Regions from separate parts of the Homo sapiens genome. Here region 1 is linked to region 2. A link is a loop called in an ENCODE intact Hi-C map of the cell type or tissue named here. Cell type or tissue: ascending aorta. All regions are shown on one strand. Each heading gives the region's core, and the rest is flanking DNA. Links, peaks and the distances in the headings are about the cores only.

What was found. Hi-C counts contacts between places; a loop is a spot of excess contacts. Peaks named below come from ENCODE experiments on the same cell type or tissue, not always from the same donor. Only the 100,000 strongest peaks of a DNase experiment are listed, where the experiment ranks them.
Region 1: a loop joins it to region 2, with 2.1 times the contacts of the local background. A loop is called at or near these places in 4 of 110 quality-filtered maps.

Annotation. Positions count from the first base shown.
Region 1 is chr5:16,805,926-16,821,236 of GRCh38, forward strand. It overlaps MYO10 (myosin X), which reads right to left. Exons shown (of 41, transcript NM_012334.3): 3 at 12,084-12,242. Among named protein-coding and RNA genes, the nearest start is that of MYO10, 120 kb to the right of the region's middle. RefSeq lists enhancers at 1-464, 465-965, 3,449-3,948. In ascending aorta, for the core only: no CTCF peak of the experiment used is centred there; a DNase peak (open chromatin) is centred at 7,246.
Region 2 is chr5:16,878,268-16,893,578 of GRCh38, forward strand. All of the region lies in intron 1 of MYO10 (myosin X), which reads right to left. Among named protein-coding and RNA genes, the nearest start is that of MYO10, 50 kb to the right of the region's middle. In ascending aorta, for the core only: no CTCF peak of the experiment used is centred there; DNase peaks (open chromatin) are centred at 7,912 and 8,234; H3K27ac peaks cover 3,275 bases.

The DNA.
Region 1 (15,311 bases), core at 4,198-12,197, 73 kb before region 2:
GGGTATAACACCTAGTGTCAAATTTCACACCCCCAAAAAATCAAGTATCATTTGACTTCAGCATGCATATGTATATCAAAATATCATGTTGTGTATCTTAAATACAGCCAATAATTTTTTTTTAATCAAGTGTAACTGGCCGGGTGCAGTGGATCACGCCTATAATCCCAGCACTTTGGGAGGCTGAGGCAGGTGGGTCATTTGAGGTCAGGAGTTTGAGACCAGCCTGGCCAACATGGCAAAACCCCATCTCTATTACAATTTAAAAAAAAAAATTAGCTGGGCATGGTGGCGGGCACCTGTAATCCCAGCTACTGGGGATGCTGAGGTAGAAGAATCGGGAGGTGGAGGTTGCAGTGAGCCAGAGGTTGCAGTGAACCGAGATCACGCCACTGCACTCCAGCCTGGGCCACAGAGTAAGACTCTACCTCCAAAAAAAGGCCGGGTGCGACGGCTCACACCTGTGATCCCAGCACTTTGGGAGGCAGAGGCGGGCGGATCACGAGGTCAGGAGATCGAGACCACGTTAACACGGTGAAACCCCATCTCTACTAAAAATATAAAAAAATTAGCTGGGCGTGGTGGCGGGCGCCTACTACGTAGTCCCAGCTACTCAGGAGGCTGAGGCAGGAGAATGGCATGAACCCAGGAGGAGGAGCTTGCAGTGAGCCAAGATAGTGCCACTGCACTCCAACCTGGGCGACAGAGCAAGACTCCGTCTCAAAAAAAAAAAAAATCAAGTATAACTGAGAAAACTTAAAGTGACTCAGTGGCCTCATACAGGATGCTTATAGAGACCAAGGGACCCAGGTTGGATATCACAATCCCAATGCAGAAATAACTCATCTAAACAGCATGGTTTGGTCAAGTCAGAAGACACCAAGTCCACAGCCCTGAAGAACCTCCCCTGGCACTGCTTCACTCCCCCGGGACTAAGATTCTGATCAGTAACAACAAGGGATCCTCTGTTACCCCACATGACCGCTATGTGCTACAGAAATCAGAGGTATGTATCATCGCTATTGTTAATGAAAATAAAACCACAATGCTTTTCGTCATGTAGTCCTGAAAAGCTGGATGTAGAAGATACAATTTGAAATGCACTGGGGAAATGGGTTATTTAAAGTCTGTGCTATGGCAGCTAAAGGGAAGAGTTGTTAAGAAGTGAGATCCATTATCCAGATTTATTTCGTACTCACCATCCCCCCGTTTCCTTCTCTCTCAAACACCTCGGCTAAATACGGCAGTGACTTACTTCCTAAATCTTTATCTTGAGTGCAACTTCAGCTGTAAGTTACAGATCCATATGTTCAGTGGTCCACTGGCTCAAGCTCAACAGACATGGCTAACCTCCCCCAAACACCTGTTACTTCACACATAGTGACAACTTGACAAATGGCACCACAGCCTACCCAAATGAGTAATCCAGTAATCCTACAGAAATTCAGCTTACTTGGCCCCCAAACCCAGTTAAACACTTAGCATCTACCTCTCGGTATCTCACACAGTAACCCCTCCTAACTGGAAGCCCCTCCTTTCTCATCCACCACCCTGTGACCAAGTGACGCTTCCCCAAAACGCATGCTTAAAGTTATCCCCTACAGCTTTCATGAGTCCGTTCAAGCTCACTGAGTTGCACAGAGCCATTCCTTCCTCCATTGCTCTCGACCGCCTTGCCAGCCAGCAGCATGCAACCTTTGTTCTGGCATCTAGAATGTCCTGCGTTGGATATTAAATAACAATGCATCACAATATTTCCGTCTTTCCACATGATGATCTGCTGCCAGGACAGCTATCCTCCTTCTTGGCCAAATTCCTCTACATATGCTCAAAACTCAGGCCAACTATTAATAGCACCTCAGTGAGGAATCATTTTCTGACCCTCTCATCCCCTCCTCATTGTGACGCTCCTTCTTTGTGTTCCCATGTATTTTTATCACACCCATTGTCACCCTGAGCTATTGTTCATCGTTTGCCTGTGTCTGTCTTCACTAATCAATTAGGGACCTTTCATTTACTCAGTCTTTCAACAAGCCATTCCTGTAAGCCAGAGTCATTCTGCATCCCTGGAGCCTAACACAGAGCCTGGTACCCAGGCAGGGCGGCATCAGCATCGATATGCTGAGGACACATGATTTCACCACCAATCCACCAAATAAATTCATGTTTTAACTGTCTTCTAGTGCTTTATGCCCACTATCTTCTACATAACCCAATTGTCTGATGTTGTCCAATTAAACAATTAGAAACATTTCAGCCACGTGTAGTGACTCATGCCTGTAATCCCAGCACTTTAGGAAGCCCAGGTGGGAGGATCGCTTGAGGCCAGAAATTTGAGACCAACCTGAGCAACACGACAAGCCTCCATCTCTACAAAAAATTTTAAAAATACAAAAAATTAGCTGGCTGTGGTGGCACGCACCCATAGTCGCAGCTACTTGGGAAGCTGAGGTAGGAGGACTGCTTGAGCCCAGGAGTTGGAGGCTGTGGTGAGCTATGATCGCACCACTACACTCCAGCCTGGGCAAAAGAGTGAGGTCTAAATAATAATAAATAAAAATAAAAAATAAACACTTAGAAACAATTTTTTAAAAATCGTGAAGCATTCAAGTTTGTTGAAAATTAAACCATCTCAAGAGACAAGCTGTTAACTGAAGTCAAGGTCTTCAAGGTAGAGGCTGGCATTTCCATTTCACCTGAGTGACTTTCTGACTAAAATTCTCTCCTGATTGAAAGGAATGTATCTTTTTTATTATTATTATTTTTGAGACAGTCTCACTCTATTGCATAGGCTGGAGTGCAGTGGCACAATCTCGGCTCACTGCAACCTTCTCCTCCCAGGTTCAAGCGATTCTCCTGCCTCAGCCTCCCAAGTAGCTGGGACTACAGGCACCCGCCACCACGCCTGGCTAATTTTTGTATTTTTAGTAGAGATGGGGTTTCACCATGTTGGCCAGGCTGGTCTCAAACTCCTGACCTTGTGATCAGCCTGCCTCGGCCTCCCAAAGTGCTGGGATTACAGGCATGAGCCACCACGCCCAGCCTTGAAAGGAATCTAAACCCAAAGAGAGACAAGGAAGAAAAAAAAAAATCACAAAAAAACAAGTTTCAAATTGCCACTCTCATGTGCTGATGTGGAAGCGGCCACTCCGGAGCATAAATGTTTGGTAAAGTTTTAAAATACATATAGTCAGACAGATGGTTACAATCATCTTTTGGCTACGAGTCTTGATTTCATGTGGAAAAAAAAAAAAGCCAAAAAAACCCAGAAAGTCCTGACTGTGTTCATCTGCCCCAAGTGTGTTCAAACTGCACTGCGTTCATCTGTCCCAAGGGCACCCCAATGCCAAGGCAGTGCTAACCAACCAACCACGCGGCCTTCAGGCCACGCTGCCTCCGTGAGAGGCGCGCTGTGACTTGACTCGAGCCTTGGAAAGGGATGTAAACAAGCCAACCAAGTCTACCTTGGGAAGACTCAACTCAAGAAAATGAAACACAGATTTCAATTTGCAAGATTCCCAAACAGTCCAGTCCACGGCAGGGTATGCCCAGCCTTCACATGGCAAGCAGGCCGTGACTTCCCTGCAGGTGAACTCTGTTCAACCGGCTGCTAAAATCAATAGGCCTTTCTCTGGCTGATGCCTGCTAACACATTTTGCCTGACAGATGCAGGCTTCAAAGTTAATTCAGAAGCAACATCAAACACATTTGCAGATTTGGGCTGGAATGCCACCTAACCAAAGGAGGATATTTTTGAAACATCTAAAAATACATTAGCTGTGAAGCATAGTTCGTGCTTACTGAAGCATTTATCTTTAGAAACAGCCCCATTTCTTAAAATTGGCTCCTTTGATTCTGATCTCTGTGCTGTTTGTTCGGCAAGACAAACAAACTAACCAAAAGGCTGGGTGGAACAGGGAAGAGCTTCCTCTGGAGCCAGCCTCAACACCATAATTGCAGGCGACCGCTGAAGTTCCCTGCAGCTCTCCCCGTGATGTGGTTTTGAGCCATTCCTTAGAGACTGGGAGAGGAGTCTCCTCTGCGCAACTGACCCAGAGCTCCACAATCCCTGTAATGAAGAGAATGTGCTTCTCTTCCATTCAGCAGGAAACAAAACTGCCACGCCTCGGAACCTGGCAGCCCTTCCACTCTGGCCACTGAGCTTGCCTTCGGTGCAACAGAAACCTCTCCTGCTCTTGTCAACACTGTGCTTAGATGCTGGGTACATAATAATTTGAGATGATCCAGGGCCAGAGAGCACAGGAAGACAGAAAACAGGCACCTAAAAAACACTTGTTCTCACTCTGCTCAGGAGCTTCCAGGACGGTGCCACGTTTTCACAGCCACAGCACTTGACAAGACCGGGAGACAGTGACATGGAGCCTCTTCCATCACCTCCCTCCCTACAGTCCCCATGACTTTTCTCCCATCTCTACCCTGGTCTAAAACCCTCAGCCCTCCCCTACTGAATTACTGCAACACGCCCTCAGCCCATCTGTCCTTTCTCATCTCAGCCATATCACTTCCCTCTTAAATCTTCTGAAATTTTTCTTAGAGAAATTCTCCTTTCAGAAACCTTTAAACAGACTGGGTGCAGTGGCTCATGCCTATAAATCCCAGCACTTTGGGAGGTCAAGGTGGGAGGATGGCTTGAGGTCAAGAGTTCAAGATCATCCTGGACAACATAGCAAGATCCCAGTCTTGACAAAAATTTAAAAATTAGCCAGGCGTGGTGGTGCGTGCCTGTAGTCCCAGCTGCTCTAGAGGCTGACCTGGGAGGTCAAGGCTGCAAAGAACTATGATCACACCATTGCACTCCAGCCTGGGTGACAGAGCGGGATCCTGTCTCTAAAACAAAATAAAGGCCAGGTGCAGTGGCTCACGTCTGTAATCCCAACACTTTGAGAGGCCAAGGCGGGTGGATCTCCCGAGGTCAGTTCGAGACCAGCCTGGCCAACGTGGTGAAACCCTGTATCTACAAAAAAATACAAAAATTAGCCGGGTGTGGTGGCGGATGCCTGTAATCCCAGCTACTCAGGAGACTGAGGCAGAAGAATTGCTTGAACCCAGGAGGCAGAGGTTGCAGTGAGCCGACATGGCACCACTGCACTCCAGCCTGGGCGAAAGAGCAAGACTCTGTCTCAAAAAAAAAAAAAAAAACAAAAAGAAAACTTTAACAAATATAGTGGGGTCTGTGTACCATCAGCCCCAAACTTTCCAGGTGAGCTGATGGTAAGTGGGGGGGGGATGTTCTGGCACCACTGACATCTTAGGCCAGATGACTCTGGGGCTGCCCCAGGCACTCCGGGATGTTTCTCAGCATCCCTGGCCTCTACTCAGTAAATGCCAGTAGCGTCGCTTGACCGTAGCTATGAGACCAAAAATGTCTTTTAGATATTACAAAATGTCCCCACGGCAGAATCATCCTAGGTGGGGAACCAATGGTTTAAGGCTTCTAACCTCAGGCTGCCCATCCCACCTAATTTCTGCACATTCCCCAGCCAGCATCTGATTCCATGAGCAAAGACAGCCTTCTCCCGCTGCGATGAGGCCGCATCAAGCTCACTCTCAGCTCTCCATCTTCATGTATGGTGTTCACTGGCCTTTCCTTCTCATCAGTTCTTTTCTTTTTCTCTTTTGTTGAGACAGGGTCTTGCTCTGTTGCCCAGGCTGGAGTACAGTGACACAATCTCGGCTCACTGCTGCCTCAACCTCCCCGGCTCAGGCAATCCTCCCACCCCAGCTTCCTGAGTAGAAGGGACTACAGGGGCACGCCACCACGGCTGGCTAATTTTTGCAATCTTTTGTAGAGATGGGACTTCGCCAAATTGCCCAGGCTTGTCTTGAACTCATGGGCTCAAGCGATCCTCCCGCCTCAGCCTCCCAAAGAGCTGGGATTACAAGCATGAGCCACCATGCCAGGCTTTCTACTCAACCCTGATTGATCTCATGCCTTTGTAGCGTCACCACCACCACCACCTCCATAGGGCTTCCTGAGCCACACATAGGTTATGTCTCTGTACCACAAACACATACCCTGCTCCTCCTCTCCTTAGCGGGTATTTGCCCTTGCCAGGTCTTAGCAGGCGGTGACAGGAGATGAAGAAGTCTAGGCCCTCATCAGACCCATTCCAAGGAAGGGGACAATCAGGAGAGAGCCAACCCCCTCTCCTCAAGGCAGCAAACCCATAGCCAAGAGGTTCAGGGTGGAAACCTGGGGCCCCTGGCTGGGAACTGGGAGCAGAGCAGGGCTCTAGTCTTGAAGTGGCCAGAGGAAGGATAAGATTGATGAGGGGAAGTCTCAGGCAGGAAGAGCCTGGGGTTCCAGGAAGAGAATCTAACAGGGGCATAGAAGGCCGGGCTTCTGCACAGGCAGTTACAGCCAGCGCAGAGGGGCTCTAACCCAGGCACTGCAGCTTAAACCACGCAGTCCAGACCTATGGACACTGGCATCAAACTCGGTACGGCCTCTGTCCCCTCAGCGACAAGCCTGGGACAGGAATGCACCCACAGGAATAGCTAAAGGGCCCAGCGGTAAGGTTCAGGGGCTTCATAAGCACACTCAAACCCAAGCCTGTGTCATCATCACATAACCCTCAATGACAGGACTTCAGCTATCCAAGGCCATGTGCTGTGAGCTGGCCTTGGTGTTATCTCCCCACTAAATTGCAAGCTTTGAGGCTAGGGATGATGCTGTAAACTTCTTCCAAATCCCCCTTAAAATGGAGCCAAGTTCGAGGCAGGAACTTTCTAAATAAACACTTGTTGCTATGAGATGGCTAAGATGGAGACAAAGGTACAAAGGTTAAAGTTCCCAGAGCTTTCACTTCTTTTACTTTAAAACATCCCTGTTAAGAGGGATTATGATATCTGACCTTTGAAAACACGTTTATTTTAAAAACTGGTGTTCAGAAAGATTCAATTATCAATACGGAGCCAAAGAGGAGGTTAGTGAAGAAAAGGGAAGATCAACTCTAACTTGACTATTCTGGGTGCTTTTATTTTTTTTTTTTTTTTATCACTTTCTACCCCATTTCAATAGAAGATGCCAAAAGCTACAATAAAAAAATATTTTCCTGGTTTCTGACAAAGTTCTCAGATAAAAAGACCAGTCCCCAAGGAGAAAAAGCTAACATTACTCCTTAGCAAAGAATGGCAGCCTCTCTACCTGGCGATGAGCCACTTGCCAGCAACCCATGGAACCTGACAGCTCAGAACAGAAAGTCAACAAATAATGAAACATCCAGACGCCAGCAGGGGGAAAATGCCACAGGAGTCCCTCCTCAATGATATGACTCAAAGGAGAGTACCTGGCTGGATGCGGAGGCTCATGCCTGTCATCCCAACACGTTGGAAGGCCCAGGAGGGAGGATCACTTGAGCCCAGGAGTTCAAGACCAGCCTGTGCAACATAGCAATGTTTTATAAATTTAAAAAAATTAAAAAAACTTAAAAATTAACCAAGTGCAGTGGCTCACACCTATAGTCCTATATATTATATACTGTAGTACTATATATATACTCAGGCGAGAGGATCACTGGAGCCCAGGAGTGAGTTAGAGGCTGCAGGGAACAGCGATCATGTCACTGCATTCCAGCCCAGGAGACAAAGTGAGACCCTGGCTCTAAAAAAAAAAAAAAACCAACAACAACAAAAAAAGGAGGACACGTATGGTGGGCAGAATAATGGCTCCTCCCGCAAAGACATCCATCCACACTCATCCCAGAGCCTGTGACTAGATAATGTCACATGGCAAAGGGGCTCTGCACAGGTGATTATGGTTATGAAGCCTGAGATGGGGAGATCATCCAGGGAGGCCCAATCTAATCATGTGAGGCCTTAAAAGCAGACAGCCTTTCTTGGCTGCAGTCAGAGAGAGAGAAAGAAGACAGTGGAGGAGAAGGAGGAAAGATTTGAAGCCATGAGAGGGAAACAATACATGGTTACTGGCACTGAAGATGAAGAAAGGGAGCCACAGATCAGGAGACCAGGGAATGTGAGCGGCCTCTAGAAGCTGGGAACAGCCCTCAGGTGACAGTCAGCAAGAAAACAAGGACCTCAGTCCTCCAACTGCAAGTAACTGAATTCAGCCAACGACACAATGAGCAGGAAACGGATCCTCCTCTAGAGCATCTGGAAACAGACGCAGCCCTGCTGACCCTTTGATTTCTGCTGGTGAGACTTATGGGACTTTCAACCTACAGAACTGTAATCTTCATTTATTTATTTTTTCCTGAGACGGAGTCTCGCTCTGTCACCCAGGCTGGAGGGCAGTGCGCGATCTCGGCTCACTGCAAGCTCCGCCTCCCGGGTTCACGCCATTTTCCTGCCTCAGCCTCCCGAGTACCTAGGACTACAGGCGCCCGCCACCACACCCGGCTAATTTTTTTGTACTTTTTTTTTTAGTGGAGACGGGGTTTCACCATGTTAGCCAGGATGGTCTCGATCTCCTGACCTCGTGATCCGCCCGCCTCGGCCTCCCAAAGTGCTGGGATTACAGGCGTGAGCCACTGTGCCTGGCCGTTTTGTTTTTTTAAGTTGGTACACTTATGGTAACTGGTTATCCAGCAAAAGAAAACTAATGCAACATCTCTGGAACAATTCAAGTCATTTTATTTTTTTTCTCTTTTAAAGATATAGACAGGCATTGCTCCGAGCCAGGATCAAATGTGGAGAAGCAGTGGCTGTTCTGACAGGTGGCGGTCTTGTCTCGATGTGAGCGGAGTCCAACAGACGCTGACATCTCCGGTGAATGGCTTCAATGATAATTTTAAAAAATCATGGTGGCTGCTTTATGGATAATATACAATTTTGCAAGCCTCAAACGGAAGGTCTACAATGGCATAATTAACTGAACTGAACTGCAAATTGGATGCACAAAAATCCTACGGGTTTCCCCTTAGAAAGGAAGAATATGACCTTATTCCAAGACCAAGATCTTATTCATAGTATGTATTGGCAATTTAGCTGTCAGGTTTAACATTATTATCATGAAAAGAGGAAAATAAATAAAAAACTTTTTAAAAGGGTCTGCCTTTTAAACCCTTGTGTAGTTTTTTTTTCCTTCTAATTTACTTACTTTTTCTTGACTATTGAAAATGTACAATAACAACTTGTGTCTAGGTGGGCATGCTGGCACGTGCCTGTAATCCCAGGTACTCAGGAGGCTAAGGCAGGAGGATCACTTTAGCTCAGGAGTTTGAGTCTAGCCTGGGCAACATAGCAAGACACTATTACAAAAAAAAACAAACTTGTGTTTTTTCTCTAATGACAGCAAAGTATGAGTTTCAAAATATAGATTGAGCATCCCTTGTGTGAAATGCCTGGGACACAAAGTGTTGTGGATTTCAATATTTTTTGGATTTTGGAATATTTGCATACTATGTACTGGTTAAGCATAATTTAAGTTAAATTCAAAATCCAAAATATTCCCAATGAGCATTTCCTTTCAGCAACACATCAGCATGCAAAATGTCTTGGATTTTGAAGCATTGTGGATTTGGAGTTTTTGGATTAGGTATATTCAACCTATCTGCACCTACAAGAGACATACACCAATAAAAAATTTTAAAATCCAGGTTCACATTTTATCAACTACAAGACTTTGTAATATGAATGGCATTTATTTTATAAACATTTATTGCACAACTACCAGGTGCCTGGCAGTGTCCTTGGTTCCAGGAAGACAAAATAAGTCCTTGACAAACCTAGCAAAGAAACTGCTATGTAAACAAATAGTTACACGACAGTGTCAAATATTTAATAATAACAACACACGCACAGTGCAGCGGTCATGTGGATACCTATGCAGTGGTATTCTATGGGAAAGAGGTGGTTCACTGGTCATCTACAAGGGGATCTTTGAGATGAGAACAGAGAAATAAATGCACATTATGCCAGCTCATGCAAAACACAGAATGCATCGCCACTTTCACACCAACAGGTATAAACATTACCTTTTCTGAACATATGGAAAATATTTTAATCTAAAGACAGGACAAGCTAGCTCAGCAAGTCAGAGGAAGACAGCATGATTGAATTTCTCTGGACAGGGCTGTTTGAAAACATTTGGCAAACATTAGGTCGATTTGACAAAAATGACACTTTCACAGTGTAAAAAAAAAAAAAAAAAAAGGGCGGGGCACAGTGGCTCATGCCTGTAATCCCAGCACTTTGGGAGGCCGAGGCGGGCGGATCACAAGGTCAGGAGATCGAGACCATCCTGACCAACATGGTGACCTTGTCTCTACTGAAAATACAAAAATTAGCTGGGCGTGGTAGCACACGCCTGTAGTCCCAGCTACTCGGGAGGCTGAGGCAGGAGAATCACTTGAACCCAGGAGGCGGAGCCTGCAGTGAGCCAAGATAGTGCCAGTGCACTCCAGCCTGGTGACAGAGTGAGACTCTGTCTCAAAAAAAAAAAAAAAAGGCAAATACACTCTTTTTTTTTTTAACTGAGGAAAATTTAGCAGTTTAAACCCATAAATATATAATTCTTTCTCTTTCCCAGCTCCTTTCTCAGTCTAAGGGTAGATAAATTGGAAGAACCTGAATATTAAGCATGCCTTGAGTTTCAATTAGCACCTACTATCCATTTTAAGGCTGATTTTTCTTTTTTTTTTTTTTGAGATGGAGTCTTGCTGTCGCCTGGTTGGAGTGCAGTGGTGCGATCTTAGCTCACTGCAAACTCCGCCTCCCAGGTTCAAGCGATTCTCCTGCCTCAGGCTCCCGAGTAGCTGGGATTACAGGCACACGCCACCACGCCCAGCTAATTTTTGTATTTTTAGTAGAGACGGGGATTCACCATGTTGGCCAGGATGGTCCGATCTCTTGATCTCGTGATCCGCCCGTCTCAGCCTCCCAAAGTGCTGGGATTACAGGCGTGAGCCACCGCACCTGGCCTTTTTTTTCTGAGACAGAGTTTCGCTCTGTCACCCAGGCCGGAGTGCAGTGGCGCGATCTTGGCTCACTGCAACCTCTGCCTCCCGGGTTCAAGCAATTCTCCTGCCTCAGCCTCCTGAGTAGCCGGGATTACAGGCATGTGCCACCATGCCCAGCTAGTTTTTGTATTTTTAGTAGAGATGGGATTTCACCATGTTCGTCAGGCTTGTCTCAAACTCCAGACCTCGTGATCCGCCCACCTCGGCCTCACAAAGTGCTGGGATTACAGGTGTGAGCCACAGCACCTGGCAAAGGCTAATTTATTATTAATCATAATCACAAACATATTGGCAAAGAAATGTAACTCCTAAAGAATAAAAATGACTAAAAGATCAAGAGTTTTTAAAGTATTATAATTTTGGCTTAAAAACTATATAAATTTGAGCTGGACAAGAGAAATAAACATACATAACCAGTTGCCTTTAGTTTCCTATAAAGACTTGCAAACAGGCAGATGGAAAAGGGGAGAAAATCTGCAGGTCAACTGATCTTGACAGATAATGCAGTATCTGTACTTTCACGTCAAAAATTTATAACAAGTGATTCTTAAATATCACTTTATAATACAGGTATAGTCACATTTCATAGAAGTTGAGAGAAAAATGTGCATGACCACTTTTTATGTATTTCTCCATTCAAAATAGCAAACAGGAATCCCACAACTTAGAAAGATGGGTTCCCTTGAATGCAAGTTATCACCCTAGGGTGGGCTTCAGAGCCAGAAAAATGACTGAAAATCCACAGAAAGAGAAAAATCCAGAAAAGACAGCTTAAGCTCAAGTACTCATGTCCACAAGTCAACATTTTCCCTCGGTCAGTCTACAACTCCATGACTTCTTTCCGTGGCAGAACACTTAGAAACTGAACACAACACAGCGTATTCACAAGCAGCAAGGTCAAACTACCTCGATGTGCAGAAGGCCCTTCCACAGAAAGTAAATCCCCACTAATAAAACCTAGGCAATAAACTCTAGGAAAACATGATTTTTGACCCAAGTTTCTAATGTGGCAAATCCCTTGAAAACATAATTTTACTTAGATTAACAAGAATTCTCAAAAGGCAAGAAATACTCTCTGAAAACAAAAATAAGCATTCACTCAAACGTGAGGATCTTTTTAAAGGAATTACAAGTGGAACTTACATATATTTGATTTCTCTTATACCGCTGGAATAAGTTATACATGATGGAGCCGCCATGGAGCTCTGTCAAGGACGCCATGTCATCCACGCCCTCCTCGTTCGTGGGGTGCATAGCAGTCACCTTCTGGTGGGTAATTGTGCTCTGCTTGTAAGTGAATACCTGAGGGAGGGAGAGGAATTCAATTATTTCATTATCAGCAGTAAGTGATTTTTCACACAAGTTTCCCAAACTGACAATACAATCTCAGTATAATTTCAGGAAAAAGATTCTAAATTGGACAATCAAAAATATATCGCAAAAATCTCTTTCATTTTATGTCACCTATCTCTCTCTCTCTCTCTGTGTGTGTATGTATGTGTGTGTGTGTGTGTGCGTGTGTGTGTGTGTGTGTGTGTGTGTGTGTATATATATATATATACACATATCTTTGTTGTTGTTGTTGTTTTGAGGCATGATTTCACTCTGTTACTCAGGCTGGAGTGCAGTGGCATGATTACAGCTCACCGCAGCCTCCACCTCTGAGACTCAAGTGATCCTCCCACCTCAGCCTCCCGAGCTGGGACTACAGGCATGTGCCACCAGCCAGCTAATTTTTGCATTTTTTTTTTTTTTAGATACAGGGTTTTGTCATGTTGCCCAGGCTGGTCTCAAACCCCTGGGCTCAAGCAATCCACCTGTCTTGGCCCCCCAGAAGTGCTGGGATTACAGGCATGAGCCACAGAGCCCAGCTGTCACCTATATATTTCTAAAAGAAGCAATTATTTTGACCATTGCTATTAGATGTTCCTAAAAGATATTAGTTCAAGTATGAACCATCTTTTGGGAATCACAGAAATTATAAACTTATAGTTCACTTCTCTGCATTATTTCTCCATTTGATATAAATCAGTAACAATTAAGAAACTTTCTAAGTTTTAGAAAGTAATTTGGTTTCCCTATATAATGTTTCATATTGAATCACATAATTTCAAAGCTTTATAATAGTTATTCCATTTAATTATTAATTTAAGTACTTTAAATATGGTATACGTTCATATTGATTAAATAGTCTATATATCTTTTCAAAGACTGGAACGCATCATCACAGGAATGTTTAGAAAATCTCCTTGGACAATATTCCCTTTCAACCAGGATATATAGCATTTGTGTACTCTCTCGGCAGAACAAATGCATTCTGATTTAAAATAAAATTGGTTTTTTTGTTTGCTCAAGAACCTATCTTCTTTAAAATTCCAAAAACAGCAATGAGCGCTACAGACATGTTATAGCATGTACATAAGGTGACTCTGGTACCGTCAGATTGCTGAATTTGCATGGATTTCTAATGTCTACTCAGTGCTCTTCGTCCTAAGTGATTTGGTTCAGGATTAACCACATCACATTAAGCTCCATCTGTTGACCAAAGCTTGACCAGCTTTACAAACTCAAGCAATAACAAAATCATTTGATTGCGGAGTTCCACTCTGTATTTACTCATTTACTAGAGTTGGTAGTTTTTAAATACTTGGATTACAATCCTCCTTTAAGTAAAATAAAAACATCAAGAGATTTAAAAAAAAAAGGATGTTAAATAACATGAAAAGTGCTCAGCCTTCAGACACGCACAAACTGGCATGTGCATGTGTGCACACAAAACAATTTTCTGCAATCATATGTGTGGAATGTTTTTATTGGAGAGGCTATTTTTAGATACTGACTGGCTGCCTACATGGCAACAAATGGTATGTTATTGCAAAGGAGAATGACACACTAAGAAATGCAAAAGTACCAATCCAATGGTTTTTTTTCATGAGCCATGACAAATGGCATGTTTCATTTTTCTAGAGAAAAATTACAACTTCAGCAGTAGCATTTCTGCCACATGAACCACTAGAGTTGGTCAAGCCAGTCCTGAGAAACTGCTCGAGGCCAAGATAGGGACCCACCCGTCTCTTATGAAGAAAAGCCACTGTCCCCAGCTGCTTCCTGGGCTCAGACATCCACCAGGAGAGGAGACAGTCCTAGTGGCCCCATCTCATGGTAAGGTGGCCAACCCTGCCACATGAGCCCCACAGGGCTGGCAGAGGCCTGGGGCCACCTAGGGAGCAGGGTAGAAGTGCTTCGCACCCAGAAGGCACAAGGACATTCAAGAGTGAAGAAACATGTAGACCCTTCATTTTAAGTCATCAACACCATGGAAGAAAGTTAAGAAACAGAAACTTAGGCCAGAGTCAAAGCAGCCTTGGGGCAACCTAGAAATTCCCAGAAGTTAAATAGCTAGAATGCCCTGCCTTCCCCTAGCACGCCACATCCCCATGATGCCAATCCAGGCACATTTTCAGAAGAGCTACAACCAGACAGGTACTTGCGTCTTCCAAAGAAAAGTGCCGACCAGGGTGGGGCAGAAACAGAACTTGCCTGCTGGTCAACTCTCGGCCAACCAAGTAGTATAAAGTAGGGCCCATGCCACCTGCCAGCTCCCGGCACACACCTGAGGTCTCATCTCACTCTGCTGACTCAAGGCTCCTGCCAGCGCAACTCGAGTTCCCTTCCCAAATTTTCTTCTAAGCAAGAAGACAGGGCACTGAAGCCAGCACAACTATCTCCCTCTCCAGCCCCTGCAAACTCACCAACAGCAAGTCCTTCTCAACGTGAAAACAAACAGCTTCTACTAACTGTCACTCTAGGTATACTGAGAAATCCAGATTTTGAAGATTTAGAATATTATAATTTTTACTTGTATTTATAGATACATATTCTGCTTTCTGGAAATAATCATACATAATACTTAAGACACTACAAAACACAGACACTAATTATATTTTACATATATGTAATATACACATACTTATTACATATAATGTGTATGGTATATATTTCACACATATAAAACATCTTATATGTAATACATATATCTTATATGTATTTTACATATATAAAACATCTTATATATTATATATTATACATCTATACATATAAAACATCTTATATATATTATATAAGATCTTATATCTTAAGATACCTTATATCCTAATATATTATGTAAGATGTTTATATACATATATGTATAATATATAATATATAAGATGTTTTATATACATATAATGTATAATATATAATATATAAAATGTTTTGTATATGTATGTATATGTATGTATAAAATATCTATATAAGGTATATATATAAAATGACTTAATGTTTACATCCTATGTAATTATCTTGCTGTTCCTGGTGCATCAAAAAAGACAA
Region 2 (15,311 bases), core at 4,756-12,755:
ACCAAAATCCATGTGTAAACTGGACTCTCCAAAAGAGGAACTGAAGTTTCTAATATTTATCAGAACTCAGTCCACCAGCACAAATTTTGTTAGGATTACATGAGACACCTAATGAACTTCAAAGTTCAGGATTGTATCTTAAAAGATGGCAACTTCCAGATCCCACGTTTTAAATCTTGGGCACATTTTTTGGCATTGATCTCATTTCCACTTATTTATTTCCCCACTGGACAAATGAAATATCATATTGAGCTTTTTCAAGGCTCAATTTCATCTTCCTTTGATTTAATCACATGAAACTTTTTCAAACACAAGTGATAAAGTTTGGAGGAATTACTGGGTGTTCACTGGTCAAAGAATTACCTTCATGAATACTACTCAGCCATAAAAAGGAATGAAATAATGGCATTCACAACAACGTGGATGGAGCTGGAGACCATGATTCTAGTGAAGTCACTCAAGAATGGAAAACCAAACAACATACGTTCTCGCTTATAAGTGGGAGCTAAGCTATGAGGATGCAAAGGCATAAGAATGACATGATGGACTTTGGGGACTCAGGGAGAAGGGTGGGAGGGTGGCGAAGGATAAAAGACTACACAACAGGTACAGTGGACACTGTTCGGGTGATGGGTGCGCCAGAATCTCAGAAATCACCACTGAATAACATATCCATGTAACTAAACACCACCTGTCCCCCCAAAAACTAATGAAATTTAAAAAAAAAAAAGAAAAAAAAAGAATTACTTTTATGACGTTTACCCATATGATGGAATGCAACACTGAGCTTCAGTATCTCATTAAACTTTTTCTACTCTGCTCAACAATTTCAATTCCAACAAAAATGACACCAAGCACATCCTTATGAATCAATGTATTCAAGTGGAAATAGAACAAAATTATCACTTGACATAGCACTTGATTTTTTTCTCCCTCCCTCCCTTCCTAAAATAGCACTTTAACTGAACAACTCCTTTTCTAGAATTTTCTACCTCATTTCATTTATTTCTGTTTTGTTAAATATTTGAAATATGCTGGTTATGGTATGTTCCACTTCTAGTTCAAGGAGGTAGTACTGCTCTTTAAACACAGAGTTGGCAGGGGATAAATGACACACCAGTAAACTCCTCATTTTACGCTACTTTAAATGGTGCCAATCAATAGCAAACATAGTCACCTCCAGTAAAGGAGTGCCCCAGATATATCAGGGTCATGTGCTAAGAAGTCTCAATGACATTATATTGAATACTAACCTTCTGTAAACTAGGAATCCTCTCAATTCCAAGAGGAAATTGCAGCTTGGAGCTTAAGACTTTGCCCAGTGCCACACAGCTAGTGACCTAGGCAGGTCTCTCCAAATTCCTAACCCCATGCTCTTCCCACACATCACACTGACTCCACTTGTCTCCTGAAAATAATTCATAAATAAATCAAAGGCACTCATAAATCAGCCAGCAATTAAAATCTAACAACACAGAGTCACCTTAAATGGCCTGTTATCACACGTAACTATTTGTTCTCTCTCATCTTCCTAGGAAGGAACATTTAAGACGACACAAAATCTGACGTAAAGGTTACTCCATTCCCTCAGTGCCCATGATAACACTGTTTAAAATCCACGAGCCAGAGGCCGGACGTGGTGGCTCACGCCTATAATCCCAGCACTTTCGAAGGCCGAGATGGGTAGATCACTTGAGGTCAGGAGTTTGAGACCAGCCTGGCCAACGTGGTAAAACCGCGTGTCTACCAAAAAAGTACAAAACTTAGCCAGACATGGTGGCGCATGCCTGTAATCCCAGCTTCTCAGGAGGCTGAGGCAGGAGAATTGCTTGAAACCAGGAGGCAGAGGTTACACTGAATTGAGATCGTGCCACTACGCTCCAGCCTGGGTGACAGAGTAAACTCTATCTCAAAAAATAAATAAATAAGTAAATAAAATCCACAAGCCAGGACCTCAAATGTTAACTGTTACTCGGGATCCATAGTTGTCACTCTTTGTTTGATGAATGAATCTGGGGCGGGCCAACAGGAATCCCCAGAAGGAGGTTCTACAAACATTTCTAAAATCACAGTGGCTGGAGATCCCAATATTGAGGTGGAACAGACTCCTTTCCCCACTGACCAACTCACAGAGTTCCCCGGAGAGTTATACGACTCTCCTAGTATCCCCTATTGTGACCTTATCTATAAGAGGCCCTCCCCATAGGCACTCATTTCCCTGGTACATGCTATGGAGATTCTAAGTTGTTTACTCCATTCATAGATCTTCAAAGATGCTCCAAACAGGAGTTTAAATCCTCTGCTATAAAGATGGAAAATAGCATCAAAAATGAATATTAAGTGCTCCTATATAAATCCTGAGGCCTGCCTATGTAAAGAACACACAGCACCAACAGGGGCCAGTACCTATTTGCACACAAGTCCCTCACCCCCTACTCTTGCTTCAGCCTGAGACACTGATAACACACATGAAGAATGAGACTTAACAACTGCCTGTCAGTCCTGATTTCTTTATTAGCAAACAGCTGCTTCCAAAAAGAACACTGACTTCAGGCATCTGCTACGACGCTGGTCTCTCAAATATCACTCCATACCCAAGCCACATTATTTGTAACATTCTAGAAAAAGATTTCAAGTGCCTGATGACTTTTTTCGGCCTCTCTTTAATTCACATGTCAGGGACTGCAATATTTGAAAGCTTTTAAATATACACCTCCCAACACACATACACGCCCATGCTCGCAGCAATGAAAATGTTCAAAGTGATATAAGGCAAGAACTTTTACTCATTAGGTTAAAATCAGGAAACAATAACTCCCAGTGTAACTCCAACCCAGAACCCCTAGTCCAAAGCTTTCTGTGTATTGTGACCATCACTAGCATTGTTTTCATTAAAAAGGATTTCACACACCTGTTTCCCAATCAAAATTGTCTATTTAGTAAGAATGAAATTGAGATTATGCAACATTATCAAATTAATATAAACTGTCAGCAGGATTAATATGTACCCTTTTGGCTTCCACAGGCCATCCAGAACATATTTTTTCACTCCAGCGTGCAGTTTCTTTGACTTAGCATCTCACTGTGGGTCTCTTTACCCTTTCGTTTGAAAGTACTACAAAAGCCCTTTGTTGACACAGTGCTTTATGATCAAATACACAGTTCAGCTCCTGCAGTCCAAAGGTCTTCTCCAACAGGTGTGAAGAACTGCTGATAAGCAACTTTTACAAAATCCAGCCCAGATTTCAAATCCACAGCCCATTGGCCAGTTTTCCTAGGTCTATCACAAACAGCTGTCTTCCACAGGTGGGAAGGGAAATGCATTCAAAACACCCCCTTTGTTCTTTGAAAAAGTATTAACTGGCAATTTTCATAGAATCGGAATTGCAAAGTTAAACTGCTGAAATAGGTATTTTTTACATAGATTGTTCCTGGTGCTTTCTCTGAGACCCCAATCTTTCTACTTCCACTCTATTAGAACACATGTGCCCAGGTCCGAAAGAGGCCACCCACAAGCATTTGAAAACAAAGTCACAGGCAGACATTTACCAGACCATCTAAGTTGGAGTGGGAAAGAAAAATTTGCCCACCGTATGCAAACTATTACATTCAGTCATTGTTAAATAAGGCTGATAATTTAATACATTATATAGGCAACCTAGCATATGGAAAAGGCTCACAATTTGATTAAAAAATTGCCTTTATAAGCAGGTGGAACAAGTTTGATCATAACATACACATTTTATTAAAACGTGGACAAGTTTGCATCTTAATTTCTGAGACAAATATGTGAGTGTTAATATAATGGCTAAAAATTTTTCTGTACATAATCACCAGAAATGTTTCTGCAATATAAAGCACTTATGCATAAATTCCTATCCCCCTTTGAACTTTAAAGCAATCCTATAAGACAGAGAGGCAATACCGTCCCTTTCTTCAAACGTAAGGTTCACAGAGGTTCCATTTTCTACTGCCAACAATGATTTCCTGGATATAATAAAAGGGGCTGACTTTATCAAATGTTGGTGAGGATGTAGAGAAACTGAGAATGTAAAATGGTACATCTGCTTTGGAAAATGGTTTGGCAATTTCTTAAAAAGCTAAACATAATCTTATCATATATGTCCCAACAATTTAACTCCTAGTTGTTTACTCAAAAAAAAATTTTTTTAAGTCTTGTGTGCAAATATTCATAGCAGCAATATTCTTACCAGCAAAAATACTGGAAACAATTCAAAGGTCTAGTAACTGGTATAGAGATACTCAGAATAAATCCATACAATGAGACTCCTCAGTTATTTAAATTAAAAAAAAAAATCACTGATACATTCACCAACAAAGATGGACCATACACATCATGGTAAGTGAAAGAAGCCAGATACAAAAGGCTACATATTGTGTGGTTCCGTTTATATGAAGTTTCTGGAAAAGGCAAATCCATAGACACAGACAATAGATGAATGGCTACCCAGAGCTGGGTGCGGGAGGGACAGTGACTGAGTGAAAAAGGTGGAAATCTGTCCTAACACTGCCCTGTGGTGATGGCTGCACAATTATATACATGTGCTGAAAATCATTCTACTGGGCACCTATAATGGGTGAATTTCTCTCTATGGAATTATAACTCAATAATATCAAATCATTTTTATTTATTTATTTTTTTTTTGAGACGGAGTCTCACTCTGTCACCCAGGCTGGAATGCAGTAGTGCAATCTCGGCTCACTGCAAGCTCTGCCTCCCAGGTTCACGCCATTCTCCTGCCTCAGCCTCCTGAGTAGCTGGGACTACAGGTGCCCACCACCACGCCTGGCTAATTTTTTGTATTTTTAGTAGAGACGAGGTTTCACCGTGTTAGCCAGGATGGTCTTGATCTCCTGACCTTGTGATCCACCCGCCTCGGCCTCCCAAAGTGCTGGGATTACAGGTGTGAGCCACCGCGCCCGGCCATCATTTTTAAAAAATTGTTTTCCCAGCCTACGTATTTCTCAAATGCACATGAACATTCTTAACCATTCCAGAGTAGGAAAGCCCAATCACATTTCTGTAACTGAGCAACAGAGGTGTTGAGAAACATATCAAAACCACCACAACCCCATAATGATGAAATTCAAGGGCCATGTTGAATTCATTAAGTCTCTGCTCTCCAGTAACATAGACTAGAGGGGCTAACAGACCACGCAGGAGACTTGCCCAAGCTAATCTAAGGATGAGGTTGTGATGGATTGTACCATGGTGTCATTGTGGACAATTATCCCCTTCCCTGGAAGAAAATCATAAAACCCTGGCCAACGGCCTCCTGCTTGGTGATACCTCCCCATCTGGCCCATTCATCACCTATTATCTATGACTCCTTCCCACTCCAATGGCAAAGTGAAGCTGCTGCACAAGGCCTAAAATATTGACACACAAAGTTGCTGACCTCTGCTTTAAGATAAAGAGGATAGTATCACCATCACAAATTTTAACCTCCTGTTGCCCTTTTAAAAACTATTACATTTCTCTTCTGATTTCAAAAATGATTTTCTTTCCTGAACTCTGATTGAAAAAATAAGTTTAAAAATAAGTTAGAGAAACAACCCTAAAAAGAGATGACAGTGGACTTTAAATACCATTCTGTACAGCATGTTCTAATTACAGGTTCACGAAAAAGAGAACATTCTTTAGCCAAACATACAACTTAGTCTCAGCCCCGGAACAGGGCACTGTGCCTGCTCATCTCCCACAGCTGTTTCTCTCGCCTATGTTAAGTACCTCAGTTCAGGATTCTCTGGCCACCTACATGACAAACTCAAAATTTGCTCTTGAAATGTGATCTGCTTTTTCCTTTTTAAAGATGCAGAGGGCTGGCACAGTGCCTCATGCCTGTAATCCCAGCACTCTGGGAGACCGAGGCAGGCGGATTACCCGAGCCCAAAAGTTTGAGACCAGCCTGGGCATCCTGGAGAGACCCTGTCTCTTATTTTAAAAATGCAAAAAATAAGCCAGGCGTGGTGGTGCATGCCTGTGGTCTCAGCTACTTGGGAGGCTGAGGTGGGAGGATCACCTGAGGCTGGGAAGTAAAGGGTACTGTGAGCCATGATTGCACCACCTCACTCCAGCCTGGGAGACTCTGTCTCCAAAAAATAAAAATAAAAAATAAAAAGACACAGAGGTCAAATAACTTTGTAATGCATAAGATAAATTAATATGGCTATTTAAATCTGCAGTAAATTCAACAGCCAAAAGAAAGTTTTCCTCTTTTTGCCTGCAATGACTCAGTGAAGAAGTCACCTGGTTTAGGAGATCTCTAATGTAGGGCCTAGGGAGTGGGGATATTGGTTCTTGATGAACTGCAGAAACGGGTTGTGAGCACCAAGGACTTAAGCAGCACTTTTTCTCCTGTTTTCGTCTTTTTTTTTTTTTCCTTCTGTTGGAAGTAGGAGTTATCTTTCCAACTTACCAGATGCTTTTTTTTTCTGATTCTTATTACTCAAAGACACATCAAAGCACACGTGGCTTTTATAACATGAAGTTGTAATACAAGTTTCTCCACCTCGGTGCTATTGACATTGTGGACTAGATGATTCTTTGTTGGGGACTGCAGGATCATTCTAGTTGAGAATCACTATTCTAGAGTAATACAGTGTTCTAGAGCCATGGCCAAACTGAAGGTGTTTACAAAACCATTCACTGTCAGTGACCTAGTTAATTGAAAGCAGACTCTGTTGTCTAAATCCCATGAACTTCAAAAATCCCAACAGATAAAGTATCGCTGGGGCAGACCTAATTTCTGGTATCATTAAAACCGGGTACACAGAGAATAGAGAAAGCAGCCTCTGCAGTCTAATTCAAATCCTTTGACAAACATAAGGAAAAGAGGAGCAGAGGCCGACAGGTGGGCAGTGGTGCTAGAAGAACACTCTTCCTCCTCTCTGTCCACTCTGCTTTTTTTTTTTTTTAAGGGAGAGCCGACTTTTAATGCAGATTATTGGAACCATGCAGACACAGCCTGTCCACTGTGCTCTTTAACCTCAGATGCTGTCTCAACTCCCAAATGCTTGCAAACCCCAGTGCAAAGCTTGTCAGAAAACTTAGCCATGTGCAGATAAGAATGGAGAGAAGAGCAAAGCAAGGTGCTCATCGGCCGGGCACAGTGGCTCATGCCTGTAATCCCTGCACTTTGGGAGGCCAAGGCAGGCGGATCACCTGAGGTCAGGAGTTCAAGACCAGCCTGGCCAACATGATGAAACTCCGTCTCTACTAAAAATGCAAAAAATTAGCTGGGCGCAGTGGTGGGTGCCTGTAATCCCAGCTACTTGGGAGGCTGGGCAGGAGAATCACTTGAACCCGGAGGACAGAGGTTGCAGTGAGCCAAGATCATACCACTGCACTCCAGCCCAGGCAACAGGGCAAGACTCTGTCTCAACAAAAACAACAAAAAAAAACGGCGGGGGTTGGGGGGTGGTGGCATCATCACAGGTATAAAATGAGTATGACAAATGCAGCGCTAACGCGAGCCACAAGGATGAGGGAGCACTGTGAGCTGGGGCACAACCCTAAGATTCAGAAATGAAGGGGAAGGTGAAATCTAAGACTTCTCCCCTGCAGAGACAGCCACCCTCAGCAGGGGACCTGAAGTGGTAGCAGCCAGTCCCCAAGCATCCCTGGACACCCAGGCATCCCCCATAGCAGTCGGTGGCCTTCATAGGTCCTTGCCATAGAGTACTCAAACAGAGTAGGGCACCCACGACAGCTAAATGAGTCCCTCTGACTCAATTCCTTGTCTTGAGACTACAGGGTTTTAAACCCGAAGCTGGCAATCATTTCTGAAGAACTGCATCCAATTCTACAGAGGAAAGCTTCAGTTCAGCCACGGCCATGTAGGCCCTGAAAGGAACACAGGCGGTTTTTAGGCTCAGGTCAAAGGATGCGGAGCTGAAGGAGATGGCAAGTCAAAGCTCCACCCTGACCAACTACAGAGGAAGGAAAAGTAATAAAGTGAGTCTCAAGAGAGAAACTTGGTGAGCACATAGTTGATAAAGTTGGAAATGTGTGGTTTGAGAGTCCCGAGTTTGTAATATTTTTCTTTGGGCTGGAGAACAATTATAGACGTTTGTTCTCTATATAGGCAACCGCAAGAACAACTGTCCCGTGCCCATCAGAGAGCTAATCCCAGGGGAAAATGTGTTCCTGACATTGTGCTTCAGAATTCCGACATAATTTCTTCTCAAAGGCGCTGCCAGAAGTGTTGGGTAACTCCCCAGACTGGCCTATTGCTGAAATGCTCTACATTTTTTGAAGGAATATATTTCAGCTATTTATAGCTTTCAGCTACATCATCATCGTCATCATCATTTCTCAAGCTTGCCTATGGGCTAAAAGATCATTTGTAACACTACTGCGGCTGGGCACAGTGGCTCCTGACTGTAATCCCAGCACTCTGGGAGGCTGAGGAAGGCGGATCACTTGAGATCAGGAGTTTGACACCATCCTGGTCAACATGGTGAAACCCCGCCTCTACTAAAAATACCAAAATTAGCTGGATGTGGTGGCACGGGCTTGTAATCTCAGCTACTTGGGAGTCTGAAGCATGAGAATCGCTTGAACCAGGGAGGCAGAGGTTCCAGTGAGCCAAGATCGTGCCACTGCACTCCAGCATGGGTGCCAGAGCGAGACTCCATCTCCAAAAAAAAAAAAAAAAACAAAGCAAAAACAAAAAAACACTATTGCCACTGAAGACCACAGTGTTCCAAATACTAATAAACACACCTAAAAAAAACACAGTAGGGTTGTAAACTGAGGCCTGCCTGTGCTCATTACCATAAAGTTCACAGACCAATTTGTCCCATGTTTTTGGTCCTTCCCAGCTCTCTAGTGCACCGGATGGGAAGGATCGAATAGCACCCACATTCCTTCCCCTTATCCTGCCCACAGTGTCAAACTCTGTCACCACTAGGAATAGCAGCTTTCATCCAGAGGATAACATGAAAAGTTTACGATAGTAAGAGGTGGAGAGGAAAAGAAAGCGGTAAAAGGTATCACCAACAATACACTAATCTTTGGTCAATGTTCCAAAGGAAAAGATACAAAGATTCACCGCCATCCCACACTTCCAATCAAAATCAAAACCAAAATGAACTATGCTAAATGGCAGGATGCCTCAATTATAAATGTGTGATTCTGTAAAGAGTTTATTCCCATAGTTATGGGTTCCAACTTGCCAACTGATTGAGTCCTGAGTTTTATTATTATTATTATTTTTAGATGGAGTCTAGCTCCGCCGCCCAGGCTGGAATGCAGTGGCATGATCTCGGCTTACTGAAATCTCTGCCTTCTGGGTTCAAGTGATTCTCCTACCTCAGCCTCCCAAGTAGCTGGGGCTACAGGTGCGCACCACCACACTGGGCTAATTTTTGTATTTTTAGTAGAGACTGGGTTTCACCATGTTGGCCAGGCTGGTATCAAACGACTGACCTCAGGTGATCCACCCACCTCAGCCTCCCAAAGTGCTGGGATTACAGACGTGAGCCACCATGTCTGGCCTCAGTCCTGAGTTTTATAATCTGATTTCCCCCACCTTCCTCACAATTCCTTAAAACACCTTTTCAGTTAATCTTTTAAACTACAGTGACCAGAAATAGTCCCAGAAACAATTTTTAACACTAAAAGAAATGAGACATCTCCAAATTGCTGAGAGTACCTCAAACATTGTAGGAATGTGACGATACAACAAATAAAAGTCAAATTTTTCCATCTATTAGTTAACCATCATTATGTAGCCAACACATATATGTTTATTAGAAAGTGGACCTAAAGAATCAGCCAACATGCCTAAAATAATTCATCCATCTGTAAATCGTTCCACCCACTCACCCATTCTTCCATCCCTCATACTTCCACAAGTCCATCCTTCCACCAAATATCTCCTAACACCCCCTCCCCAATCATATACCAGGCACTAGGAAAGAGTGGACGGCATGTAAAATAATTCTAGCTCTAGGCTGGGCATAGTGACTCACACCTGTAATCTCAACACTTTGGGAGTCCAAGGTGGGAGGATTACTTGAGCCTCAGAGTTCAAGACCACCCTAGGCAAGATGGTGAGACTTCATCTCTACAACATTTTTTTTAATTAAAAAATTACTCAAGACCAGCCTGACAAACATGGAGAAACCCCATCTCTACTAAAAATACAAAATTAGCTGGGTGTGGTGGTGCATGCCTGTAATCCCAGCTACTCAGGAGGCTGAGGCAGGAGAACTACTTGAACCCAGGAGGGAGAGGTTGTGGTGAGCCGAAATTGCGCCACTGCACTCCAGCCTGAACAACAAGAGCGAGACTCCGTCTCAAAAGGAAAAAAAAAATAGCCAGAGATACTCCCATAGTTGGGAGGCTAAGGCAGGAGGATCCCTTGAGCCCAGATGTTCGAGGATACAGTGAGCTCTGATCGTGCTACTGCACTCCAGCCTGAACAAGATAAGCCAAGACCCCCATCTCTTAAAAAAAAAAAGTAAAATTTGAATTAAATAAAATAGTTCTGGCTCTAAAAAGCACAGAGGTAAACTATGCCCACTCTAATGCCCTTCCTATCTGTTCTCTCTGTTCCATAGGGAATAATTACATAATATAAACAATAGGCCAGGCCAGGCAATGGTGACTCATGCCTGGAATCCCAGCACTTTTGAGAGGCTGAGGTGGGAGGATCGTTTGAGCTCAGAAGTTTGAGACTAGCCTGGGCAATATGGCAAAACCCTGTTTCTGCAAAAAACATAAAAATTAGCTGGGCATGGTGGCACATGCCTGTAGTCCCAACTACTCAGCAGGCTGAGGTGGGAGGATGGCTTAAGCCCAAGAGGCGGAGGTTGCAGTGAGGTGTGATTGTGCCTCTGCACTCCAGCCTGGGTGACAGGGCAAGACCCTGCCTCAAAATTTAAAAAAATTTAAAAAAAAAAAAAAAAAATCAGCCTGGCCAACATGGTGAAACCCCATCTCTATTAAAAATACAAAAATTAGCTAAGCATGGTGGTGGGTGCCTGTAATCCCAGGCAGTCGGGAGGCTGAGGCAGGAGAATTGCTTGAACCCAGGAGGCGGAGGTTGCGGTGAGCCGAGATCACGCCACTATACTCCAGCCTGGGCAACACAGCAAGACTCCATCAAGAAAGACAGAAAGACTGACAGAAAGAAGGAAGGAAAGGAAAGGAAAGAAGGAAGGGGAAGGGAAGAAAAGAAAGAAGGAAGGAAGGAAGGAAGGAAGGAAGGAAGGAAGGAAGGAAGGAAGGAAGGAAGGGCGGACGAAAGGAAGGAAAGGAAGGAAAGAAAGAAAGAAAACAGCAGAACAAGCCAAGAAAGACAAGTAAGTAAATGGAGCTAGGAGACACAGATTTTATAAAATGTATAAAACTGTCCCACTAAGAACTCTCAAAAACTAGTGGGAAATCCTGTTTTTAAAGCACACAAAACAAAACAGCTGGTTTAAGAACTGCATTCCACTCCTCTTGGTGGAAGCAGTAGGAGGTACAGGACAGAAAGGGCAATAAAAGACCAGCACAAGATGTTTGCACTCTGCGTGAAATCTGATACCAGACATCCTTACCTCCCATTTCCCAGTTTATTGTCCTTTCCTCCTCTTGATAAGAATCATTTTTGTGGGGAGAGGGGGAGAGAAATGCCTACAAATAAACAAACTGATAAGATTTTCTTAATGGAATCCCAGTTGTGTTCTGGCTACCATCTGTTTTCAGAAAAAATACACAAGTATGCTCAGAACAGGAGTTTGTTGTTACTTCATAAAAATGAACGACCCAAGAACACAGTGGGAAGAAAATAAACTTAAAACAGCCATTTGTCATTTCTGTTTCATACATATTAATTAATTCCTTTGCAGATTTCTATCACATATCGAAAACAAATTTTTTTTCACAAAATCATACTTCCTGGATTAAAAGGTACATAAAAGATAACCTAGTCCAATCAAAATGACACATAATGTGTTGGCAAGAATGTGGAGAAACTAGAACCCTCGTGCACTGCTGCTAAGAATGTGAAATGATGCAGCTGCTGTGGAAAACAGTTTGGCAGTTCCTCAAAAAGTAAAATATAGAGTTAACCATATGACCCAGAAATTCCACTGCTAGGTAAATACCCCAGAGACGTGAAAACATATGTCCACACGAAAACTTGTACACAAATGTTCATAGCAGCATTATGTGCAATAGCCTGAAAGCAGAAACAACCCTCATGTTCATCAACTAGTGAATGGATTTTTTTTTAATGTGGTCTATTCATACAATGGAATATTATTCAACTATAAGGTTGACGTGGTGGCTCACGCTTGTAATCCCAGAACTTTGGGAGGCCGGGGCAGGCAGATCACCTGAGGTCAGGAGTTCGAGACCAGCCTGGCCAACACGGAGAAACCCTATCTCCACTAAAAATACAAAAATTAGCCAGGTGTGGTGGCACATGCCTGTAACCCCAGCTACTCTGGAGGCTGAGACAGGAGAATCACTTGAACCCGAGAAGCAGAGGTTGCAGGGAGCCAAGATCATGCCACTGCATTCCAGCCTGGGCGGCAGAGCAAGACTCTGTCTCAAAAAATAAAATAAAATAAAAATGAACAGAGAACTGATACATGCTATAACATGGATGAGCCTAGAAAACACTATGCTAAGTAGAAGAAGGCAGTCACAAAGGACCACATGTTGTATGACTCCATTTATATGAAGAAGTTAAATCCATAGAGACAGAAAGTTGGTCAGGCACGGTGGCTCACATCTGTAATCCCAGTACTTTGGGAGGCCGATACAGGCGGATCACATGAGGTCAGGTGTTAGAGACCGGCCTGACTAACGTGGTGAAACCCAGTCTCCACTAAAACATAACATTAGAAAATTAGCCAGGCGCGGTAGCAGGTGCCTGTAATCCCAGCTACTTGAGGCTGAGGCAGGAGAATTGCTTGAACTCTTGAACTCAGGAGGCAGAGGTTGCAGGAAGTCAAGATTGTGCCATTGCACTCCAGCCTGGATGACAGAGTGAGACTCCGTCTTGAAAGAGAGAGAAAAGGAGAAGAGAAAAGGAAGGAAGGAAGGAAGGAAGGAAGGAAGGAAGGAAGGAAGGAAGGAAGGAAGGAAGGAGAGAGAGAGGAAGGAGGAAGGAGGGGCAGGCGGAGGGGAGAGGAGAAAAGAAAGCTCACTGGTGGTTGCCCGGGGCTGGGAGGAGGGGAGAATGGAGAGTGGCTGCTAACAGGTACGGAGTTTTGTGGGGGGTTTTCTGGAGTAGGAAAATGTGATAAAATTAGATAGTGATGATGGTTGTACAATCTTGTGAAGATACTAAAAACCACTGAATTATATACTTTAAATGGGTGAATGTCATGATGTGTGAATTATATCACAAATTAAAAGAGACAGGGAGGGAGAGACAACTATGCAGACAAATAGGTAGACTCACACCTGACCTCATTCACTCCCTGGAATCCGTTATCCCAACCACCATCTTCATTCTTGACCCTCCTTATTACATATGCAAGAAGGTCCTCTTTTCAGTTTGCACTAGTTTTTGTGGAGTTTCCATTATTTGCAAGTAAAGGAATATCAGCTCTCATTTTCATCACACACAAATGTTACAGGTTTCAGAAAACATCTAGAAAGCAGTTCACAAGCGAGACCTGTACAAATGTCTCTAATTTTTATATACTTTCTCTAGAACACCAAAACAAGTTATTTCAGTGCTTTGACTAGTATTTACATCATATTTATATCATTTGTATTATGGGAGGCAGAAATGGATTTTACTTGCTGTGGAATCCTCAGCACCTAGAACAGGGCCAGACTTATTGCTCCGTTGAATGGTAAATGCATCTACAGAAACCATGCTACCAAGAGAGAGAGGCAGGGCTGCTGGAAGGTTTCAGTATGAGGTTACAGAAATGGCACTGGGTGCTCCCCTAGAAGACAGGGACTCAAGCTCCAGCTCTTCTACCCATAGCTCAGCACAGTTATTCATTACTTGAGATCTCTCTGCACAAAATGAGTTGACACCTAGCTTATCTGATACATAACACAAAAAGATCACATGAGACGGCTAACCAAAATGCTTCAAGCCATGGGGTTGCCGGGCACGGTGGCTCACGACTGTAATCCCAGCATTGTGGGAGGCTAAGGAAGGCAGGTCACTTGAACTCAGGAGTTCAGGATCAGCCTGGGCAACATGGTGAGACCCCCGTCACTACAAAAAAATTCAAAAATTAGCTGGGCATGGTGGCATGCGCCTATAGTCCAAGCTACTTGGAAGGTTGAGGTGAGAGAGTCTCCTGAACCAAGGAGGCGGAAGTTACAGTGAGCCAAGACTGCGCCACTGCACTCCAGCCTGGGTGACAGAGCGAGAGCCTATCTCAAACACAAACAAACAAACAAAAGATGCCATAGGTCTTCAACCCAACAAAGCAGTACCTGTATTTGGGGTCTTGCTGCTGGCACCTTACTGGGTCACATCCAGATGGCTTTCAGCCCTCATATTGCTTTAATTTAACTCTCCTCTCAAGGCCTTGCTACAGAACCAAAGAATGCACAGGCCTCGTTCAACCAACGCACCACAGTTTCTCCAAACCAACAACATTACCAGCCCAGCTACTTTCCAGACACAAAACATTGAAAAAGAACTTACAGGCCAGGCACGGTGGCTCACACCTGTAATCCCACCACTTTGGGAGGCCGAGGCGGGCAGATCACGAGGTCAGGAGATCAAGACCATCCTGGCTAACACGGTGAAGCCCCATCTCTACTAAAAATACAAAAAAAATTAGCCGGGCGTGGTGGCGGGCGCCTGTAGTCCCAGCTACTCGGGAGGCTGAGGCAGGAGAATGGCTTGAACCTGGGAGGCGGAGTTTGCAGTGAGCCGAGATTGCGCCACTGCACTCCAGCCTGGGTGACACAGTGAGACTCTGTCTCAAAAAAAAAAAAAAAAAAAGAACTTACAATTACAAGCTACCCCCAACAGAAAAGCGATAAGGAGGCTGAAGAGGATGAGAAACATTTAAATGACATAAATGCCTCTTTGGTCCTCTTGACACTAAGATTTTGTCTATAGAAAATTATTTCTCTCCTGCTGGGCACCATGGCTCACGCCTGTAATCCCAGCACTTTTGAGAGGCTGAGCAGGCAGATCACCTGAGATCAGGAGTTTGAGACCAGCCTGGCCAACATGGCAAGACTCCATCTCTACTAAGAATACAAAAATTAGCCAGGTGTGGTGGTGCATGCCTGTAGTCCCAGCTACTCAGCAGGCTGAGGTGGGAGAATCGCTTGAACTCGGGAGGCAGAGGTTGCGGTG